2 separate regions of the Homo sapiens genome follow, and region 2 is linked to region 1. Evidence: chromatin contacts called from ENCODE Hi-C or POLR2A ChIA-PET data. All regions are on one chromosome and are shown on one strand. Each heading gives the region's core, a stretch centred on a gene start or an enhancer-like site at or near the end of the contact. The rest is flanking DNA. Distances are from core to core; before and after follow the strand shown.

Evidence for each region. Hi-C counts contacts between places; a loop is a spot of excess contacts on that map. ChIA-PET counts read pairs that join two places held with the same protein, here RNA polymerase II (POLR2A). Pooled maps may share reads with other maps.
Region 2: a loop to region 1 is called in a map of gastrocnemius medialis, with 2.9 times the contacts of the local background. The contact joins two enhancer-like sites. A Hi-C loop is called at or near these places in 2 of 168 maps with a recorded cell type or tissue (chondrocyte and gastrocnemius medialis) and 1 of 50 pooled maps. POLR2A ChIA-PET finds 5 or more read pairs at or near these places in 1 of 52 experiments (OCI-LY7).

What each region holds. Positions count from the first base shown.
Region 1 is chr1:68,146,988-68,152,160 of GRCh38, forward strand. WLS (Wnt ligand secretion mediator) reads right to left here. Exons shown (of 12, transcript NM_024911.7): 6 at 3,201-3,369; 7 at 1,576-1,673; 8 at 1,149-1,212. The region is part of intron 9 of GNG12-AS1 (GNG12, DIRAS3 and WLS antisense RNA 1); the gene reads left to right. Among named protein-coding and RNA genes, the nearest start is that of MIR1262, 34 kb to the right of the region's middle. RefSeq lists an enhancer at 738-1,937. Within about 2 kb of position 2,289, at least 3 of the 41 ENCODE cell types and tissues checked have a DNase peak (open chromatin) inside an H3K27ac peak, as active enhancers do.
Region 2 is chr1:68,194,447-68,199,277 of GRCh38, forward strand. The region is part of intron 1 of WLS (Wnt ligand secretion mediator); the gene reads right to left. All of the region lies in intron 9 of GNG12-AS1 (GNG12, DIRAS3 and WLS antisense RNA 1), which reads left to right. Among named protein-coding and RNA genes, the nearest start is that of MIR1262, 13 kb to the left of the region's middle. Within about 2 kb of position 3,530, at least 5 of the 41 ENCODE cell types and tissues checked have a DNase peak (open chromatin) inside an H3K27ac peak, as active enhancers do.

The sequences.
Region 1 (5,173 bases), core at 1,039-3,538:
CGATTCTCCTGCCTCAGCCTCCCGAGTAGCTGGGATTACAGGGATAAGCCACCACACCTGGCCCAAATTGTCTATTTTTAAAAGCATTTAATAAGTATGAACTTGGCGTGCATATTTCATTAAATAATATAATATCTAATGCAGTTTCTCCTTCTTTCCTATAATGAACATCATCCTGGAATGAAGGGAATATAGTTATTTTCTGCAGGACTTGAAATTTTACTCACTCCATCCTATCTACAAAATTAAAAAAGTTGAACTAGATTTAACATTAGAAACATTCTTCTTGTTGTGCAGCTAACATTTGGTGGGGGCATAACAGAGGAAGGGTAGAGCTTCTCTCTCATCTTTGAGGAAATGATACTACTGATTTAGTTTGCTCACAATGTTCTTGTGACACTGAGAAACCAATATAAACATCATGGCAAGACAAAGGATATTCCCTAGCACGTGGCAAGATATGAGCCATCAAGGAAGAATACAACCCAAGCCTTTCTCTCCACTCCAGAGCAGAGTCTTTTTCTCCCAAGATCATTTCACATACTATTCCGGAAGATAAAATATTTAAATCCAGCATCCTAAAAGGGATAAGCTAAGACTGTCACTTCTGCTTCATGAAGATGACTTAGAGTTTATGCCAACCAACCAGAAGCCTTGGCGACTTCTCTGGAACTAATCACCTTAGCCTTATCTCCACTTGGTCTCAGGAATAAATAGCAGCAGTGTGATTTGCCAGCACACCAAGGTCACTTAAGAAGTCTCACACATAGGTGGTTTCAGAAACAGGCTCTTCCACAGGGGCCCAGAGATGAACCTCCATGGCTCCAGGGAAAAGCTAGTCATGCTTCAGTCTGCAGGAAACAGTGTATAACAGATAATTCAGACAGGCTGCAGTAAGCCTAGCAACTCGGATCCCTCTGCTGTGAGGATAGGCTGTGACCTTCTCATTTTGCCTGCTCTCACCCAGGCTTGAAAGCAAGCAGTAATTCTTCTTATTATTAGCCTTAATTGTGCTGTTATGATTGGCCTGAGAATCAAAGCCCTGGCTGAGTACATATGGGGAGCATCAGCAGAGCCTTAGAAAATGATCTTGGGGACTGGGTGGCCAGGGGAAGAAATAAAACCCTGAGCCCATCAAGGAAGGATACGGCCAGCTCTGTTCCAATGTCTGTAGTCCAGATACTGTAGAAGGGATTCGTGAGTTGTACCCCTCTACAAAGAAAATGAGATGGAAAGGCAAGACACAATTAATACAAAGGCAACGGGAACTTTCCTTTTCACATATTCTTAGCTTTTCAGCTGCAGGGGTGAGGGCTGTATTTAGGCTAAAAAACATTACAGAAATCCTAAAGAGAAATGAAGCTTGTAGAATACATCGGCCCAAATATTTTTCAACTGTAAAGAGCTGTGCCTTTGATTTGATCCCAGACCTTGTCTGAGGATGTGACCACGTCCAGTGCTTCCAAACCAAAGGTTCCCGACCACCATTCTCCTTTTCAAACACTCCTCCTAAAATGACAGGAGTGGGCGTGGTGATGCACAGTTTGGCTCAGTGTCCCACAAACACTTGCTCACCTCTCACACATGTCAAATATGAAGAGGCAGAAGGAGCCAACGGCAATGGGTCCGACTTGCTTCCAATACCCTGCGATGTGGTTCCGCTCGTGCTGATCCTGAGGAAAACCAAATTGAGAAGGGAGATAGAGGGGAGAGGAAGACCAAGCAATTCTATGGGGGAGTCAGCATTCGAAGGACACTTGCCGACCACCTATTGTGTATCAAGCACTATGCTAGATTCTAGGTATGAGAACAAAGAAGATGAAAATCTCTTCTTCAGGAGCTCATCTCTGTGGGGGAGTCTGGCACATACGTAGAACATGACAAAGCCCAGCCATAAGGGCTCTGAGAGTAATAAGAACAGGATGCCATGGGAACACAAAGAAAGGCCTCGGCTCCCAGGCAGGGGACATTTTGTGGTCCACAAAATAACTCATTCTGAATTAAATTTCTACGTGACTTGTAACTTGTGTTTATAAAAGTGACTGATCCTCAGAAGACAAAGTAAAGACATTAAAGCATTTAAATATGTAAAGTGTGTCTATTATGGTGAGGAAAATAGGCATATTTTCTCCCCATCCTTATTAAAACCAGGAATGAGTCCCCTTGATAAACAAAGACACCAAGAGAAAGAAAAGGAAGGAATGTAGAATGAGAAAAAAGGGAAAGCAAAGATGATCTTAGCCTCCAGGTGGGGCCCCAGGTGGGTCAGTCCACACCAGCTCCCTGCGGACAATCCTTGGCTGGCTTCCTGGTGCTGGACCAAGTTCCATCCACTCCCCCGCCCTGCTGCTGAGGCCTCATTCTCAGCGCATCTCTGCTGGAGGACACCTCATGGAGAAAGACCCCTTAATGTAGACAGTTTAGCAGTAGGAAGAAGTCTCTCTCTCTGCTCTCACACTGCTCTCCTGGAAGGGCAGCAGGACTTGAGAGGTCTGGTTTTCATGATTGAGCCATAATGGAATTTAAAAACAGTCCACTCTGCTGTGAAGCCCATGTGCCTGACGTGAAGACCAAGTTCCAGCTGGCATATCATCTTAGCCACAATGTGATGATGACACCATTCTTATTTTTAACCATGGTACCTTCAATCCCTCTTGAAATATGATTTGGTGTCTGTGCAAACTGAGGAGACCGGGAAGGTCTGTATTTCAGAGTAATAGGGGTTACTAGGCCACCTGGACACATTGCCAGCTGGAAAGAGCCAGGCCCACATTCTCTGATGGTTAACCTGTATTCCTGGGGACAGGACAAGCAGGGCAGAAGCCAGCAGACAAGAAACTCAAGCTCAAGGGCAAGAAATAATACTAATCATTAGAATGTGTGTGTTTATCTTAAGTTACTCACATTCTGTCATTTAATTCTCATGAAAACCCCATGCAGTAGGTCTTTACATCCCATTTTATAGATGAGGGACCCGAGATTCAGAGTGATAATGTCATTTGCCTAAAGCCACTCAGCTGGTCAGCAGGTGGTGAAGCAGGAATGTGAACCAGAGGGTCTGCCTCCAGAGTTCCCACTTGTAACTACTAGTTTATTCTGTCTCACCCACTGCTGACTAGAGGCAAAGGGGGGCAGGTGTCAGCTTGGCAGCCTGCACAGAGCAGCTGGTACAGACGTCTGTCCCTCCCGGCGGCTCTTACCATCATGTGCTCGCCACAGAAGATGATCCAGAAGGACAGAAGCATCGCATAGAAGATGCCCTGTCGGATGTCACCAAACAGCAGCATCCAGGTCCAGTCAAACCCGATGGAAAACCATTCCACTGGGATATTGATAAAGGTCATGGAAATCCCAAGGGCAAAGATGACTCTGATGGTGAGAAAATATCAGGACAGCCACTTTATTCATCTGGAAGGCAGATTTTCAAACAATTCCCCGAATTCAGTTTTGAGACATGAGATGTTACTTATTGGGTCTGAAGCCATATGATCAATTTCTTCTGCACAGAGATGCAAAACGTCCTATGTAGTTGGCACTGCTGCAGAATGAGGGAGTGCTATACCAACCTTTCTATGGAAGTGAACCTGACCTCCTTAATGCCTCACACTTTACTTTGGTACCACTGCAGATGGCAGTCTTCCTATAATGTTTGTGTCCCCTTGCCTTCTCACCCAGGCCTCAGTGAGTACAATTGTCCTCTTTCACCTATTCAGGTTATCATTCATCTGATCATTAAGAACACTCATTATTATTGTGATATCCTCAGCAACTATGAATTATATAAGCATATTTGTTTCAATAATACATGACTCCAAACACATTTGAAATGTAAATTCTCTTGACTGCTTGTTTAGCTTTTATTTTACTCTTCCCCTGTCACACTAAGAACTGCCAATTCTCTACTAAAATATAATTCTTAAGTCACTGATTTATTCATACTTTTTTCCATCCCCTTGAAACACATATGTTAATTAAGCACAGATCATGTACCAGGTATTGTGTTAGCACTATGGAATCCTAAATGAACAGGACCTGTTTTTTCACTCACGGGAGATACAGTTAGTAGAGGAGCCAGATAAAGAGACAACTGAATAGATTAGGATCAGGAACATCATAGAGTTTTAAAGCATAGAGGGCTGCTACCAGGACTTCTGACTTTGACACAGACAGGAATGGAGCTGACTTGTGAGTCAAAGTGAGGGAAGTGGAAAGGGTGTTTGGAGGAGAGGGCAGAGCCTGGATGGAGGCATAGAGGCCTGGAAGAACCTGCTGCATTTGGGGATCTGCATGTGGCACATCAGGAAATGACAGGACATGAGACCAGAGAAACAAAGAGGGCTGTGCTCATGAAGAAACTTGCATACCCCACTGGAGAACTGAAATTTATCTTGAAGAGACTTTTTATTGGAATCCAATAAAAAGTTTAAACAATGGAGTGACATGATTCATTCAAAAAATATTTATTAAACTCCTACTATGTGTCAGTCACTATTCTAAGATGCTGGGAATATAACTGTGAACAAGAAAAGCAAGGATTGTGCTCTTGTGATGCTTGCATAGAGATGGAATGAGAGAGGGAGTACAAGAAAAAGATAATAAATGAAGAATGAGCATCATGAAAAAAAAAGCTAGGCAAGAGAGTGGAGAGCAATGGGGATGTGATTTTACGTAAGGTGGACAGACGAAGAGATCAGCAGGTGTGAAGGCCCTGGGGTGTGGGTTTGAGCACAATAAAGGGGGCTGGTGGGTGGTGGAGAGGACAAGTGACAAGATCAGAGGTGGAAGGCACCCAATCATCAAGGGGCTTATAGGTCAGGGCAAAGGAGATGAAAAGCCAGTGGAGAGCTTTGAGCAGAGGGGTGACAGGATCTGATTAACACTTGAAAGGGGGCACTCCTGGCTATCCTGTGAATAGGCTGCAGGGAGGCACGTGATGGAAGCAAGGAAAGGGGTTGCGAGGCTGTTCCCACTGATCCAGGTGAGAAGCGATGGTTGGTTAGTTAGATTAGGGTGGCAGCAGTGGAATTGGTGAGATTTCCTGGTGAGGTTGATGAGAAGTGTGAAAAACAGAGACATACAGGATGACTCACTGCTACATTTCCAGTCTGAACAACTGAAAGGATGGAGTTGCCTTTTACTGAAATGGGGATCCTGGGAGGGAATAGGTTGGAAA
Region 2 (4,831 bases), core at 2,280-4,779, 49 kb after region 1:
CAATTGCTGTGAAAGAATACATTTGTAACCAGTCTAGTTATACTTCCCCACTTCAAAACAATGTCACAAAAAATCAACTGTGCTACAGTTCCCACCTGATTGAGGTCTTGGAGAGCTCTGGTGCTTCATAGAGAACAGTATCTAAAGTCAGAAGACCTTAGTCTTCAAACCTGGATTCGAAGCCTGGTTAAAAACCTACTGTCAGTGAATCTTGGGTAAGTCAGTTAAATCTGTAATAGCTTCAGGACCCTCATCTGAGAAACGGAAGAGTTTCTAAGATTCCTTTTGGCTCTAAAATTGTACAACATTGCTTTTGCTTAAGATAAAGAACTAGGGGACACCAGTTAGCTTGGTACCTAGCAGAGAATGGGAACTCAAACACTGACTGATACTTCAAAAGTGTACTAAAATATAAACGATGCACTTCAAGACAGCAAAGCAACTTTGAAATGTGTAACTTTAAAAACACTATTTTGTGATTATATAATGGTTATATGATTATAATATTAATAACTTGGAAAATACAGAAATTTTAAGTTCAAAACAACATTTACCCAAAATCCCACTAGAGGGAAGTAACCACTGTTGGAAAATGTCAAAATGCCATCTGTCTTTTCTATGACTGTGTAATTAGATAAAAAGTTTACACATGAATTAAATTGTGTAACTTTAAAATATACGCAAATATTAACACATATTTATAAAATAGTTATATCATGCATAGTTTTGTAGTCTTTTCTTTTTATTCACTTAGAAAAGCAGAGTATTGTGTGATAACACCAGCTCTGGAGGCGACCTGTCTGGTGTCAAATCCTGGCTCTCTCATTTTTAGTTGTGTCACCACAAATCCACACTAGGAAAGTTTTGGGCAAATTACTAAGCCTATCTCTGTATCGGTTTTATCATCTCTTAGATGGCAATAATAATAGTACTGATCTTTCCAAGTCACTGCATATTTTAAACAAGTTAACATATGAAAGCACTCAGAGTAGTGCTTGGGCACACACAAAGTATAAAATATTAGCCATTATATCATATTTTCTTTATAATTAAAATCTTTCAGTTAGTAGTTGCAAAATAGTCAATCACACAATACACCAAAATCAACTTCTCCTTCATCAGTTTGTAAAGGCTATCTATAAGAATAATCCTTTGCCTAATATGTTTTGTTGGAAATTTCTCCTAAACTTTCCATCTGCTATCTAAATTTGTTTATGCACATTTAAATAGAGAAGTTCCAGATCTTATATGGAATCCCTCTTTTATGTTTTTCCCCCCATGCTTTTGTGTTTAGAGAAACTGACCTTCTTCATCTCAAAATTCAATAGTCATCTATATTGACTTCTATTTATTTTTTGCAATTTCATTTTTTCTAATATTTAAACAGTTGATCCATCTGAAAATTGCTATAAGAGATGCAGTGAGGTTCTAGTTTTATTTCTTAAATATTTAAATTATAGTTGATTGAACAGACCCTCCCTTTTGTTGATTTATCATATCACTGTTAATCTTTATGTATGTAAGCATGTTTCTGAACATCTGTTCTTTTCCATGCATTAAACTGTCAATTCACGGGTCAGCACAACATTGCTTTGAATTTTATAAATTTATTATTTTTATCAATATCTGCTAGAGTAACTCTCTTCCCCAATCCATTTCAAATTTACATCTTTTTGCTAGGATATTGAAGATTAAATTAAATTTATAAATAATAAATATATAATAATAAATTAATGTGGACAGAATTAGCATCCTTCCCCAGCGTTTAGTTTTCCCATCCAAGAACAGTACTTGTTTCTCCATTGTCTACAATCTGTTTTTAAATTTCTTGGAAAACTTTCATTGTTTTCTTTATGTGGGTCCTACTAGTATATTTTAAAATAGATACATCTATAAACCTTTGAAAGTTAGTAGTTAAAAGAAAGTGTCATCAATTATGGTTTATGTGTGTGGTTTAAATATGTGTATTTCTGTGCATCTGATACTTGGTATATTATGTTTGCAGAAATTCTCTCTTATTTAATAGAGATCAGATAGCAATGGAGAAACATGAAAAGCAAAAAGAAAGTTATATAACGGGAAAAATGTGTATTATTAATATTCTGCCCTACTTCTAATGTTCGAATCCACATTATTTTTCTATTCTATTAAACATCTATTTTAATGATACATTTTTAGTAAAATGTTATGTTTGTAAGAAGTTAGGACAATGCCTATTAATACTTACCAGAAAACTCAACACTACTAAGCTCTAGCTGAACATCCTTCATGTAGAAGGCTGAACACTGCAATACAAGTTGCCACTAACCCCTGCTACAGACGTTTTTCTTTAAAACTCAAAACTGTATCACGAAGACCTCACATCTAATCCATCTAAAATCAGACATCTGACTTATTCTTAGAAATATGAGTCAATCAAACTTTGGTTATCCTGACTCAGCTAAATAGCCCACTGACATTAGAAAAGCCAAATGGCACATTTAACTGAACCCTTTTTAATGTGGTTGGAGAAATAAACAGTGAGACAAAAGTCATGAATTCTATTTTCGGCTAACATACTCAAACTGACTATTTGCTGCAGAAAATAGTTACTACATTTTAAAACTTCTATTCTTCCAAAATGAACCTAACCTTTTTTTCTTTATTTTTTACCTTCTTGAAAAACAAGTCTCTCACTTCTCAGGCCAAAACGAAAAATAACTAGCTGAGTTCCTCAGCTAAGCTCCAAAACCACATTCCAAACTTAATAACAGAGAAGCTGAACACTTTATGGTCACAAAGTCCGCATTTTTAATGAATGCAGTGAACGCCTGCCTTTTTAGGGGCCTGCATTATTTTCATCCTCTCATTAGTCTAGTGTTTCTTCTATAAAGAAAAAAAATCCCAGAAATACTAATATTTTCATAAATATCATGGCAGTGAACTTGGAGAAGCCTCAAGTGCATCTCAAGCTATACTGTGAGAATCACAATTTTTTTCACTTGAATAAATTAGTCCTTGAGTCTCAAAAATGCTTTCCATAACTTCAAAACCTGAAGATAATTCAACATTTTCCGTTTTTCTAATAGTGTTCAAAAGAGAAAACACAAGTATTGCTTGAGAAAGTAAACAGACATCCTGATATTCAAACATGGACAGTTAATGTTCCCCCAATAATATATTTACAGCTCAGTGCAATGTCCTACTCCAGCTAAAAGTGAATTCCCAAGTGTTTCTTTATATAGACAGCATTATCACGTAAACCAAAAGCAAAGCTTACAGCTGGTAGCTGGTCACCTACCATAGAATGTGTTTTCATTAGCTATAGTCAAAATTTTAGCTACATGGGTCACAAATTGTGTCTAGAATCAAAAAAAGTTTGATCTGTCTGTAAATTTTTTTAAAGTGTGTGGGATTAAGAGAAAAGAGCTAAATGGAGGAAGTTTAAATCATCTTCAACCTTTGAACAAGCCACAATAACAGGTATTTGTAATGAAGGCCTTACTTAGTCACTTGCGTGGTTCTAGGGATTAATAGAGTTTGTGTATTCAAGAGGGGGCTGGATAGATTCAGGTCAACAAACTGAGTCATGTTTGCTCAGGTGAAAGCTAAAAATAACCACTCCCCAGTATTCCTAGGAGAGTAATGCAATATTACCCAGCTGCCTCAGCACACATTATAAATGTCTCCTCCACCCACCCATAGTATAAGGTTTAACTGAAAACAAGTAGGCCAAAAACTACTTCTACACCAGACCAATTCAATGACAGAATAATTTGGCCAAAACTAAATATGCCTAGTCACTGTAAACTGGTTAACTCATGGTTGGTTAAGATAGCCTTGGGAATATGCACAGAAGTTATAAAACCATGAGCTATTCATTGAAAATGCAGTCCATTATGAATTCAGTTCTTTTTACTTTATCAAACATGACCATTTTATTTTGTCTGTATTTCAATACAGTATTTTTGGCCTCCACTTTTCCACTACAGCACATGAATTGTGAAATGTGATTCTATATAACATTTAATGTTAAAGTGATATGAAATCAATAAGACTTCTAACAAATTCAAGGTGTGAAGAAATGTACAAACACAACCTGAAGTCTCTATGAAAATTCAGTGGTCCCTCAGTTACACACATTACTATGGCTCACAGTATATTGTCCAAATTTGTCTTGAGTATCTACCATGCACTAGACACTGCCGGTTCTGGAGTAAACCTGATAGGCACCAACCATATGGAACGTACAAATAACGGAGGAAGCAGACAATAAATAAACAATTTCAGGAAAAAATAATTTTGATGAATGTTATATGTAACCTGACATTCCCTGAGAAAGGGCAACAGTCAGATATTTGGGAGGTGGGAGAAATGAATACACCAGAATGACAGAAAAATCCAGTCATCGTTACAACATAACCTTGAATAAAAATGTAAGTGAACAATGACTAAACCTGTAGTACTTCTTTTGGAAGAATATTCATTGACTCCAGTCAGCTTCCTGTTATTTCACTTCAAATGGCTATCCAGTTTACAAATTACTATCTAGCCAACCGCTAGCATTTATCATGCTTAAAATTGAGTCAACATTAAATCATTAGCCCCTATTCCTTCCAGAACCTGTAATTTAAGAGTTAGAGAGAGACAAGACTTGGTTGCCTCTTAGAAAAGTTAAAATAAAACTAAAACAACAGGCTGACATGACACATTGTCTCCATTTAAGCCAACATAGACTATTTATTTCTTTGCTTTATTATGAGTAATGAACATTTCTTTAGCAATCACCTAGGAGCATTACTATTATGCAGGTACCGTACTAACTAAAGACAGAGACGAATGGCCTCCCAGA